2 separate regions of the Homo sapiens genome follow, and region 1 is linked to region 2. Evidence: chromatin loops called from intact Hi-C (ENCODE). Cell type or tissue: B cell. All regions are shown on one strand. Links, peaks and the distances in the headings refer to the core of each region. The heading gives the core; the rest is flanking DNA.

Region 1 (8,254 bases), core at 3,255-8,254, 55 kb before region 2:
GATCACCTGAGATCAGGAGTTGGAGACCAGCCTGGCCAGCATGACGAAACCACGTCTCTACTAAAAATACAAAAATTAGCCAGGCACAGTGGTGGGCACCTGTAATCCCAGCTGCTTGGGAAGCTGAGGCACAAGAATCACTTGAACCTGGGAAGTGGAGGCTGCAGTGAGCCGAGATCGTGCCATTGCACTCCAGCCTGGGTGACAAAGCAAGACTCCATCTCACAAAAAAAAAAAAAAAGAAAGAAAAAAGATTATTTGTTTTCACATCTGTCTCTTCCACTGGCTTCTGAGGGAACCTGGAACGCCTTTGAATCTGTAGCTCAGTGAGGGTCCATCTAGATTTTGTGAGACCCATCCTCCCTACCCCAGGCTTACAAAATGCGGTAGGCCCTCATTGGGAAAAAGATTAAAAATTAGGTATAAGGTGAATTTAGAAAGGTCCCATGCAAGTGAAGCGCCCTGGAGTTCAAGCCTCGGAGCTTCATACTTTATCTGTCTCTGGGCTCAGTAAAGATGTGTCACAATAAAAAGCTTCAACAGCCTCAATATGTACTAGAAAGACTGGATTTAAATCCAATCTCTCATCTCCCTTTGGGCAGGTGAGTTCATTATCTGCACATTGGTATTTCTGCATATGTAAAAATGAATTTATAATACCTGCCGTGTTAAGGTTGTTTTGCACTGAAGATGTATTTAGGTAACCTGAAAATATACCAAATATTTGTTTACTTGCTTATTGTCTGTGTTCCCCACCACAGTCTAAACCCCATGAAGAAAGAGACTTTGCCTTCGTCATTGCTGAACGCCTCTTGTCTAGAATAATGTCTAGAAATTGTTGGGTGTTCAATGAATGTTTATTGATTGAAACAATATAGTACCTCCTCATATCTGAAACAATGGTGCCTGGTATCCATTGATAGGTTAAGTTCTCCCAATTTTAACTCTTACTATTATTAATAAATTTTAGTTAAATGAGTAATAAGGAGAAAGAAAATACAAATATCAGAAGAGATAAAAACCACTCATAGACTCTGGAGAGCAAAGTAAATCAAATTTCATATGATCCGAAATGTTTTCAGACCTAGAATTTTTTTTAAAAATCTTTAAAAAAAAAAGATCGGAGGCTGAGGCAGGCAGATCACGAGGTCAGGAGATCGAGGCCACCTTGGCTAACATGGTGAAACCCCGTCTCTACTAAAAATACAAAAAATTAGCCGGGCGTGGTGGCGGGCGCCTGTTGTCCCAGCTACTCAGGAGGGTGAGGCAGGAGAATGGCATGAACCCAGGGGGTGGAGCTTGCAGTGAGCTGAGATCGCGCCACTGCACTCCAGCCTGGGCGACAGAGAGAGACTCCATCTCAAAAAAAAAAAAAAAGAAAGAAAGAAAAGCAAACAAAGGAACAATGCACACGTATCCACACAAGGAACACCGAAAATCCTTCAGGCAGTAAGTTGAGTAAAAGATAGGAAAGCCCCAGAAATTTGACATGGCTTCACTGGTGACCAAGACAGCATATTTATTCATTGTTCAGCAGCTCCCTTCTTATTCTCCAAGGAGTGGAAAGCGTTGCTGAGTTCTGGACGAAAGCCTCTCCCGTCAGCTGTTTAAGAGCATTGCTGTCATTAGACAACCTCAAATCATGTCAAGCCCCAGTCTCTGCCAGCACCGAGCTGAAAAGCCAATCCTCCAACTTAGCTCTGAACTCTTCACCCCAATCAATTAAGAGCGATCCCATCAAAAACCCCAAATAAGTTTGCTTGGCCTGACCTTGACGATTCTAGTTAAAGAGACATCGCTCCTCCTGGAAGAATCTATCATTTTTAAATGGCTCACATGATGGCTGAGGAATTCAGGGAGAGTTAGACTGAATCCCAGCACCCGAGAGCTGAGAGAGACCTCGGCACTCAGAGTCCATTTTTCACTACAGAAGAGGAAACTGAGGCTCAGAGACAGCGACTACCTTTCTTGAGGTCATATAACTTGGCGATTATTGTTGTGAAAATGTATTCCTTACACCAGTCAGAATGGCTATGATTAAAAAGTCAAAAAACAACAGATGTTGGTGTGGATGTGGAAAAAAGGGAATGTTTATACACTGTTGGTGGGGAAGAAATTAGTAAACTAGTACAACATCTAGGAAAAACAGTATGGAGATTTCTCAAAGAACTAAAAATAAAATTATCATTTGACCCAACAACCCCACTACTGGGTATCTACCCAGTACTTGTACCTGTATTTGTATGTCTATTGCAGCACTATTCTCAACAGCAAAGTCATGGAATCAACCTAAGTGTCCATCAGCAGCTGAACTGATAAAGAAAATATGGCTGGGTGCGGTGGCTCACACCTATAATCCCAGCACTTTGAGAGGTTGATGTGGGTGGATCACTTGAGGCCAGGAGTTTGAGACCAGCCTGGCCAACATGGTGAAATCCCATCTCTACTAAAAATACAAAAATTAACCAGGCCTGGTAGTGCACACCTGTAATCCCAGCTAGTCGGGAGGCTGAGGCAGGAGAATCACTTGAACTCAGGTGGTGGAGGGCTGCAGTGAGCTAGCTGAGTTCACACCACTGCACTCTACCCTGGGTGACAGAGCAAGGCTCTGTCTCAAAAATAGATGTATATGGTACATATACGCCATGGAATACTACACCACCAATTAAAAAGAATGAAATCATGTCTTTTGCAGCAACATGGATGGAGCTAGAGGCAATTATCTTAAAAGAAATAACTCAGAAACAGAAAACCAAATACTGCATGTTCTCACTTACAAGTGGGAGCTAAAGAATCAGTACACATGAACATCTAGAGAGTAATAACAGAACTAAGGGCTCCAAAAGGGGGAAGCGTCAGAGGAAGAGAGGGTTGAAAAATTACCTGTTGGGTACAATGTTCACTGTTTGGGTGACAGGCACCCTAAAAGTCCAAACCCTACCACTACACAATATATCCATATAACAAACCTGCACATGTACCCCTGAATCTATAAAATAAAACTTTTTTTTTAAAAAAGGATTATTTAGCTTTCTATTCAGTTCATTAATCATCACACTTGACCGTGCCAGTGACTGACTCATGATTCAAGAAGAGCTTGCTTCCACTTCCCAGAACTTGTTCCAGTTTCTCATTCTGCTTCCTATGCACTGTGTGAACTTGGACAAGTGACTTCACCTCCTGAACCTCAATTTTCATCCTTCAAAAGATGCGATAATAACATTTATTTCACACGTGTGTTATCAAGAGGAAATGAAAAAGCATTTAATTAAAACTGTTACTTTTAGTGCTTAATAATTGTTAGTTTCCCACCTTTTTCCTTTCTTCCTTCCTCTCTCTTTCTATTCCTTCTTTTCTTTTCCCTTGCTTCCATGCTTTCTTTCTTCCTCTGTTCTTAACAAGTACTGTAATGAATACAAAGAAGTTTAACAGAGGATCCTTGCTCAAAGGAAGTTAATCTCCAGGTGGCTTCAGTTTCCTCATCTATAAAATGTGAAGGTGGGAATGGATAACTTCTCCAGATATGTCCTCCCCTCACCAATTTATCTGCAGTAACACGTGTACATACGTAGTCAGCACAGATTACCAAGCACCTCTTTTCAGCCAGATCCTGAGCTAAGCTACACGGATAGATAGATTTACACTCCCTGTCCTCCACAAGCTCACAGAAAAATTGTAGCTGAAGACAAGGGGGAAGAACCTACAGTAGGCATGCAATTTATATAACTATTTTAAAGAGTTCAGATGTCAAGTAGAGAAAGGGGAAAATAGCCACGTCAGAGTCTACTGATGAGACAATCAGAGAGGGAAACACACAAAGTACTGTAGCTCTTGTCTGATTAAAAAGTACACACAAGTGTTAAAAGGAAGTAAAAGTTCACCACTCAGGGCAAATTATTTACAGGCACCAAATATTCTGAAGGAAATCTAAGGCATACCAACTACTAAATGTATTCAGTCTTCTAGGTTCTATGGTTAAGCTTGGTAGGAAAAAAAAATACAAAACCATACAATACTGGAAAGAGAGAAAGAGAAAGAAAGAAAGAAAGAAAGAAAGAAAGAAAGAAAGAAAGAAAGAAAGAAAGAAAGAAAGAAAGAGAAGGAAGAGATGGAAGAAAAGGAAGAGGAAGAAAGGAAGGAAGGAAAGTAACTTTGGTTTACACTTCTATGTACTCAGTTCCATACCAGGCCCCTTCACTGATATTATTCCATGAATGAAAGAAAAGAAGGAGAGAGGAAAGAAGGGGAAGAGAGGTGTGGGGTAGGGACAGGGAGGATGGAGAGGAGGGAAGAAGGAGGGACAAGAGGAGTGAAGGAAGGGAAGAAGGGAAGCGAAGAGAAGGTAGAAAAAGAAATGGAAGAAACTTGCAAGATGGATATTACCTTCCTTTTAAACGTGAGAAAACTAAAGCCAACAGATGAAATGCCTCGCACAGGCCACACAGATAATAAGAAGCAGAACCAGGATTCAAAGCCAGCTATGTCTGATTTCAAAGCTTGTGCTCCTTTCAGAATATCCTAATCACCAGGGCAGAGTCCAGTGTATCCCCCAAATGATGGTATAATTGTAAAGTATAGTCCAAAAAGCAGTAGCCAGGACCTCATAAGAATGGGAATAAAAGAAACAGAAATAAGAGCCCTTCCAGGTGCCCAGAGAATTCCACCACTCCTGTGATTAGCTATGCAAGATTCACCTCTCCCTTTGCTATTTATTGACTGAGTTAACCCTAGGCAAGTCACTGCACCTCTCTGGACCCCCAGTTATCTGCAAAATGGGTGTGTAATATTGTCACCATTTGATGAAGGAGACTGCATTCGCTAACCTCTTGAGATCCCCTTCAGCTTTAAGCCCTTGATTCTACTCACATCACAGAATCTCATACCTGGAAAGGACTATAGGAATAAGTGTTTCTCAAGCTTGAGAAGTAGACAGACCTTGGAGGAGAGATTTTTATTTGCCCCCTTTATCTGTTCTCTTCTTTTACATAGTGATAGAATTTTTAGTTGGTCGCAAGACTTTGCAGCTAAAGAGATTTCTTGCAGCTAGGTGTAGCCATATGACCAAATTATAGGATGTGAAAAGAAGTGATTTGGGCAACTTCTGTCCCTGAAAGAAAACAGTAGGCTCTCCCCCTTTCCTCCTTCCTGCTGGATGGAATGCAGACTTGATGGCAGGAGCTGGAGCTGCAGTCTTGGATCACAAGGTGGAAGTCAAGTGTTGAGCACTACAGAGCAACATGAGGGAAAGAGCAGGGGTCTTGATGATTGTGGAGCCATCGTTCTAGCTCTGGATCACCTACCTCGACTTTTTATTTGAGAGAGAAATAAATTCCTATCTTGTTTATGCCATTGTCTCCTAACAAATTCATTCCTTTTAAAGAAAAAAAAAACTCTCTAATTTCCCAATTTGGGAAACACACCACATGGAAAGTTAAATGCTAATACTCCAGATGTTTTCGTGGTGCTGCTAGAGCCATAAACACAAATTCAAACAGGACTGCTGAAACCTCATGTCTATAAATGGAAATCGAGGGGAAGGGTCCTTAAATAATTCCGATTGTTTTATATTGAATGAGAAGAGGTTTGGATAATCATTTCAATGTAAACACAAATTTATACAAATTACCGCAGAACTTTTAAATTGCCCTCACCCCTACCCTGAGCCTGGAGGCCCAAGGAACTCAATTAGAGAGAGAAAAAAAACGATCTAATCCATTTGTTTTATAAGAAATTTCTCAGTGACTCCAGGGCAATATCTGGTGGAGACAGAAGTCCTGAGAGCAGGAGGCAGGACAAGGTGGAGGCAGAAGAAGGAGAACCTTGGGTCCCCATCCTCGCTTCAACCACAGCACCACTGCTTTAATCTAGTTTATAAACTAGGGTTTTATAGGAGAGTTCAAAAGGCTCTGTTGTTAAAGTTCAAATATGTGCAACCTCCTGGTTAACAGAGGAAGGAGCTAGAGTCCAGAAAGGGGAAGTGGTTTGCCCAAAGTTTCACAGTAAGGGGGAGGCCAAGTTCCCCATGCCTAGAAACCAGCCTTTCACCTGAATCAGACCTACCGATCAAGCCAGACCCAGTGCCTAACCTGGAAACAACCCGACAAGGCTTCTTGAAGTCCCTCAACCCACTTTTACCCCATAGAGAGAGCTTCTCTTTTGCTCATAATTTTTCAGTGACTGTCTTGTCTCCATCTGTATTTCACTCAGAAGAGAAAGAGCCTTTAACCACTACAGGTACCATACCCTGAGGATGTGCTGGTAGATTCCTAAACAGGCCAGGGAAGTCAGGGGCCAGCCAGCCATCTCAGCTGACCCAGACAGTTCCTGCAGCATCACGACCAAAAGTGTCTTCTTCCCAGAAGGAAGGGTCAGGTAGGTGCCTGGTGTCAAGAACAGGCTTCCAAATTCTTAGGCATTAGTGTTGGTCACACAGATTAAAGTTAAAAGTGATTATTCATAAGAATAATCCAGATGTTCCCAGTTCTCAGAGGGCTTTTACACGCATTATCTCATTTGGGGACTCACACAATGTTACAAGGAACACTGGGCAGAAATTAATATGCCCTTCTATAGGTGGAGGCCCATCAGGATCTCACCAGAATGTGAGACTTTCAAGGGCACAAGATTTTGTCTATTTTGTTCACTGCTATTTCCCTAGTGTTTACAACACTCAACTTGGAATGATGTTCAATATCTATTTATTTAACGAATGAGTAATAAACAGCCCTTGCCAATCTTCCTAATCTCATCTCTCTTCACTTTTCCCATATGCCACTGACTGTGATCACACTGAACCGCATCCAGGTGCCCAAGTGTGAGAAACTCCTCCCCAAGCCTGAAGTTTCTGCATGAGTTTTTTTCCTCAGCCTGAAGTGGGCTCCTCCAACTTAGCCTCTATTGGACCTTTATGTCTCAATCTTGACATTCTGGGCTACAGATGCCTCACCAGGCAAGAGCAACCAGCCTAGGGGACAACTAAGGGTGAAAAATCTCCACTTGTGCTCTGCTTGCCAAGCTGGGCATCCTGCCATGGAGCTATAGTCACCCACAAAAAGGGGTGCCTTTTTCAAATTTTCACAAAGGCTCCAACAGAGTTAACTGTGGTCCTGTTGACAAGTTCCTCTGGGGGTTTTTGTTCACAGCCCAAAATAGTTTGGAGTCCACTCACAATCTCTGGACTTGTCTGTTTCCCTCTCAAGGCGGTGAGTTCTTCCACGGCAGGGGCTGTCTGGTTAGAAGTTCTCAGGCATCAGTACCATGCCAGGCCCACAGGAGGGGTTCAAGAAATGTTTATTGAATGACAGAGTAAATGAATGAATGATGAGTGAAGCGTAGAGAGGTGAACTGACTTTTCCAGAGTCAAACGGCCAGTAAGCGGCACAGCTGGCTTGAGTCCCCTAAACCTCCTGAAATCTAGTCTAGAGCTTTCTTCCATAGTGGAAATCTTCCTTCCAAATATTCCTTCTGGAAGTCAAGTCCTCAGAGACACCTTAACTAGTGGTGAAGACAAGTCAGACGAACTTAATTAATTCTGAGCACTCTCATGCATCCTATTCGCCAGGCCAGTGAGGGCATTCAGAAATATTTAGGGAGACTCATTTTTCTACCTCAATTCTTATTTCTGTCTGCTCCTCACTCTTCACCCAGAATTAAGACATGCTGGGCCGGGAGCGGTGGCTCACACCTGTAATCCCAGCACTTTGGGAGGCCGAGGAGGGTGGATCATAAGGTCAGGAGTTCGAGACCAGCCTGGCCAACATGGTGAAACCCTGTCTCTACTAAAAATACAAAAATTAGCTGGGCATGGTAGCGGGCACCTGTAATCCCAGCTACTCGGGAGGCTGAGGCAGGAGAATTGTTTGAACCCGGAAGGCCGAGGTTGCAGTGTGCCAAGATCGGGCCATTGCACTCCAGCCTGGGTGACAATGCAAGACTACGTCTAAAAAAAAAAAAAAAAAAAAAAAACACAACCACAACAACAAAAAAGACATGCTAACTAAGTTCAAGCAGGTCCCATGCCTCCAATGCAGGCTGTCCTGACCCAGCTTTGCCCCTTCAGTTCTTATCCTGCAAACCTAAAAAGCTGCTACACCAAGTGGCTTCTCTAAAAGACCCCAAGAGCCAAAAGCGACTCACATTTTGGTCTCTGGGGGATAATGTGATCCAGATTCCCTTACGCCATGCTGAACAAGGGAAAGCAAAGAGTATAGAAAATCACTACATTGGCAGCAGGGAGACGGGGGTTCTGATCCCT
Region 2 (5,000 bases), core at 1-5,000:
TGTGTGTGTGTATCTTTTTTTTTAAGGGAGAGACAAGAACTTAACTATAGAAAAGAAATACTAAATGAAGAATCAACGACAAGGTAAAGGGTAGCTATGATGTCACAGGGTCTGAGCAAATCTCGAGATTCTGAGATTTGGGGTAAAGGATCACCAACAATGACCTGACTCTAGTAAGGGCCTCAGCCTTGTGCTGACATTGGCCATGGTGAGAGTTTCTGTAAGAAGAGCTGGACACACCATGGTTAAGTCCTGGGGAATTCAGACTCTGCCACCAATCTGGTATCCTTCAGCAATAATCTACATCCTCCAAGCTTTGGCCTTCTGCTCCATAAAAGGAGGCTGCTCACCTTTGCAGTTGTTGGTTCAAATAGGATAACATGAATGGGAAATGACCTGGATCACAGAAAGTGATGCTTTTACTTTTTAGAAGCAGAGTGTGATGAATAGAATACCAGTCTAACAACTAAGAAACTTGTAGTACGATGCCCTTCAGTGTTTGTGAATTTCCTCCAGTCAGCCTGTGCTGTCTTCTCTGAGCCTGACGATCCTTCTCAAATCTTTCTTGATTTTCATACTGTATCTATGATATGATGCTTAGAGGAGATTTATCACTACTGAAAATAATCCACCAATTACTGATTACCTATTATATACCAGACATTGCTTTTATATTCTTTATGTCACGAAATCCTGATGCTCAAGATAGATATAGTGACATCATTTACATTAAGGATGGGGGACAGCTGATGTTCTGTAAGGTAAATGCCTATGATGTGCACAACCACACACCCTGCTGCCTTTGTCTTAACTCCACAGCCCAGCCATGGCCACTTCCTGCTTGTAACCACAGCCCAGAGACAGTGATGGTCAACTCATCACTCACCACAAAAGTCCCTTCACACTTCCTCCCAGGGCAGGATGATGAGTTACACTTGCCCTTTCAGAGGGAAGAGAGCATGTGCACAGCCACAAGGGAAGCAATAGTCTGGCATATCCGGACACTCCTTTGCAAAGGCTCCCAATATTCTTTTACAGTGGAGGAAAGCATCAAGGCATGAGGTCTGATCAAGGTCCTCAAGGGCTCCAAAGTCTGGGGGAGGACGACCACGTAGGAAGGAAACACCAGCTGGGCCCAGGGACAAACAGGTGCAGCAGTGAGAACAGCTATTATCACTGCCAACATTGACACAGTGACTCTGTGTTCATAAATGCTTTATATATAAGAGCTACATTTTGTTTTCCCAGAACATATTGAGTACAATTCTGTATTAGAGGAACATAGGCAAAGGCCACTCTAGCCAGCATCTTGGCATAGCCGTTTCCTGAGAGAGCAAAACTAGTATGGGACCCTGCATAGATGCTCAAAGACTATCAGTTGAAGGAACAAATGAAGGAAAGGGAGCAGGACGGTAGTCCTCAGAGTTGCCTTATTACAAAATTGGAAGTATCCCCTCAACATTACCAAGAATGCTTTGATAACACGTTGCAGAGATTAAACTCCAGGAAGCATGGCAAGTCATTAATGAAAGGGACCATTATATTTAGAAGAAACTTAGGTCCAAATTAGCTCCCATCTAAAGATTAAACCCAGGTGCACTGACTCCCTGCCCAGCATTCTTTCCTACCATTCATGATCTAATTCCCCTTTTGAACCTGTTTATACATTTACCCTATGTAACCTCACAGGCAAACAAGTTCCAGATGTTTATTACCACAATCATGTTCTCTTAATCTTTTTTATTCTTCCTTATTTATAAGTCATATGAGATTTTTTATGCAGGAGGAAGAGCACTGAACTAGGAGTCAAGTAGCCGAGGTTCAAGTCCCTACTTGTTTAGTGAATTTGGGATAAATTGGTTTCTGCATTTGCAAAACGAGGGTGCTAGACTCTGATTTATGACTTCATAACTGCAATGACATTTATTCTCAACTTTCCTGGGCTACGTCCACCATCCACCACTAGCCTGCCAACCAAGCACAGGTAATAAGCAATGGCAGAGGAAAGTTACTTGCTCAGAGATGACACCAGAAGCAGGGAGCAGAACCAAGGCCCCAGATAAAATCCCTGACCTCAGATTGCTCTCTGGTTCCCTGAACCAGACACTGCTACAGATTAAGGAACTGTTTCTAAGCAGGTGTGGCCTGAGGATCAGTCAACACGATTTCCTGTTTGATGCTGAGAAAGAACATGTGAGTTTCCAATGCAAATTAGCATCTCTTTTATGAATTTACTGATTAATCTCAGATGAGTCACCTTTCTGCTCCAGTTACTTTAGGGAGACGGGGTTTGATTACAATTCAGGGATTCTTTTCAGCTCTAATGTCCCATCTCTAAAACTTCCATTTTTAGTGTCACAGTCTTAAGATAGTAAATTGCAAAGTAAAATGTTTCCTTCACTCAAGGGAAAACAAGGAGATGAAAAGAACATTTTGCAGTACCTCAAATTCCTAATAATAATGTTAACAGCAGCCATCTCTTACATTTATTTTGTACTGTAGTTTCATTGAATCTTCTCTGTGAAGAAGATATTCCATTCTACAGATGGAGATACTAAGGCTCTGGGAGACAGTGACTTTTCTGAAGGATTTGAGGCCAGTAAGTGACAGAGTTAAGAGTAGAGCCCAGGTATTCTGACTCTTAAGCTCAAAGACCCACAGCAGACTACACTGAGATAATTTTATCATTTCTATTGTTATTAAAACCAATTTCCACTGCAGAAGAGCAATTGCAGATTTTTAAGGAGAGGGCCAGGCTGAAGCCATTTAGCAGACACATGACTCCAGGACCACATGGCTTCTGGGGCAGCCTTGACAGATTTTAGAGTGAATGAGCAACAAATTATGTATTTTCTCTATCCCCTTGTACAGAAGGGTCAGGGAGTCGACAACACAGCCATAAATCATCATTATGAACCAGGCGGACTTGGCTTCTTGTAATCCTAACCCTTAAAAGTCTATTTAATGAAATTTGGGTTGTGAAAGGCAGCCTGAATACCTCACCTCTACAGACGAGGCGAAGGCTTAAATTGTTCTCCGACACGTTACACACCTAACTCTCGAGTCCCAGATTTACTGCTTTCGGACTTTATTCATTACTCACAATGTTTTTATTCCTGGGTAAGAAAATAAGCTCTTCCCTCCCCCTCCTCCTACAAAGACTCTGTCCCCACTCCCAGACTCCTGCCCCTAGAGCCCTCATTTCTGCCTCAGTCAGCAAGGTTCTGATATGTAAATTTCACTGCTGAGAAAAATGCCTTCAATGTTGATCCCTTTCTGAAACAGCAAGCAACAGATTCTGGGGGTGATGGCAGGCTGCCAGGCAAGCAGAGAATTCTCCCCTACCTGCCTTTTAAAGCACTTGGCACAGAATCTGGAAACTAATAAAATGGGAAAGCATTGCAATTAAGCTACAAGGGGACAGAAAGGGATCAGTCCTTGCCTGAGAAGGGCTGCAGTTTGGAGAGAGGTTGGCTCCAACTGCAAGACAGCTCCTCTTCCTGTCTTTTCTGGTGAAAAAGAGCTCAACTGCCCACATATTTACAAATATTTAACTGTTATGGAGAGGAAATATGAAGAAAAATTAGGATAGATTTTTGGGAAAAGATAGAGCAAGAGGTGGTGAAAGAAGCAACAACGTTGTAGCCAGAAAAACCTGTCTGAATCTTGTCTATTACCTTAGGCATGTGACTTTACCTCTCTGGGCTTAGATGTCCTCATCTATAAAATAAGGTTAATAATATCTATGTGGCAGGATTGCCAGGGAATTAGATAAGGTGATATGTCAATCGCCTGGCACCTAGCAGGAGAGCCCTCCAAAAGTTAACTTTTTTCTTCCCTCCATTGAAGAGGAAAGCAAACAAACAAATAAAAAACATGTTTTGTAGAGAGTATCTCTTCCAAGAGCTCCTTGGACGATACCATACCTAAATGAAGAGTTTGGAAATACCACCCCTCCAGGGTAGGACCAGAAAATGTATGTATGGATGACATTGCTTTTGATCATTTTATCTAGTATGTATTTTTCAGCAGATCAAGACAGAAGCAAAGTCTAAACCCAAAGCAGAAGGGACAACCCTACTCTACTGTTTTGTGTTATTTTTAACATTCCACTCTATTTGTAAATTATCCCAAGAAAAGTAATATTTTTGCACAGCAGCCTAACAATCTCTTTCAGAGACTGAGAACTCATCTTCCACCGCTGAGTCTGAAGGACAAACTTTCCTATACTCTGATCTGCTTTAATAATATTGGCTTAGTACTTTACAGCTTTCAAAGCACTTTCACATCCACTATACTGTTTGCTTCTCACAACACCATATGAATTACTAAATTATTACCAACACTTATATAAATGAGTATGATGAAGGCCAGAGAGGGCAGTGAATCACTCTGATAAAAATGAGACAGCAAGAAGACCATCACTGAAGCTGGGGCTTCCTCCTTCTAATTCCTGTGCTGTTCCCAATGGCATCGAGCTGGCTTTCTCTTAGAAGTCCTACTAGGCAGTAGTATGTATGTCTCCAGAGAGACATATGTTCACAGAACACCCAGTAAGGGCCTGCCATCTTGAAAGGCACCTGCACCTCTAAGTTCCTGCTAGCCACAGAGGGTCAAGTTGTTCTTTTACATCTCGGTTACATGAATTGATGAACTTCTTTTGCCCAGAAAAGATTAATTCAACAAACTGTTGATGATGGAGAATCGTGAAGGGAGAATCACATTTCTCACTTTAGTTCTCAGTCCCAAAGGAAAGGAAAAATATAATGTACTGGGTCCTGTTTCTAAGGATGGAGACAGATGTATGGCTGTATTTTCTCTGGCACTGACTGCTCCATCTACTGCAATAAAGTGCAGCGTCTTTAGTAACTAGAAATAGTTGATTGGAAATTTATTCTCTGATTCTTCTGTCACTTGGTTATCATCTTCAGCCTTTTTCAGAAGATCAGTGCCTCACTGTCTGGGAAAGGTAATGAAGACATAGATCTGTCCAAAGACAC

Evidence for each region. Peaks named below come from ENCODE experiments on the same cell type or tissue, not always from the same donor. Only the 100,000 strongest peaks of a DNase experiment are listed, where the experiment ranks them.
Region 1: a loop joins it to region 2, with 8 times the contacts of the local background. A loop is called at or near these places in 4 of 110 quality-filtered maps.

Annotation. Positions count from the first base shown.
Region 1 is chr1:56,467,066-56,475,319 of GRCh38, forward strand. The region is part of intron 1 of LOC124904185 (a long non-coding RNA gene); the gene reads right to left. Among named protein-coding and RNA genes, the nearest start is that of LINC01767, 56 kb to the left of the region's middle. In B cell, for the core only: no CTCF peak of the experiment used is centred there; a DNase peak (open chromatin) is centred at 6,006.
Region 2 is chr1:56,524,823-56,529,822 of GRCh38, forward strand. All of the region lies in intron 2 of PLPP3 (phospholipid phosphatase 3), which reads right to left. Among named protein-coding and RNA genes, the nearest start is that of PLPP3, 52 kb to the right of the region's middle. RefSeq lists an enhancer at 909-1,188. In B cell, for the core only: no CTCF peak of the experiment used is centred there; DNase peaks (open chromatin) are centred at 979 and 2,139; H3K4me3 peaks cover 359 bases; H3K27ac peaks cover 1,098 bases.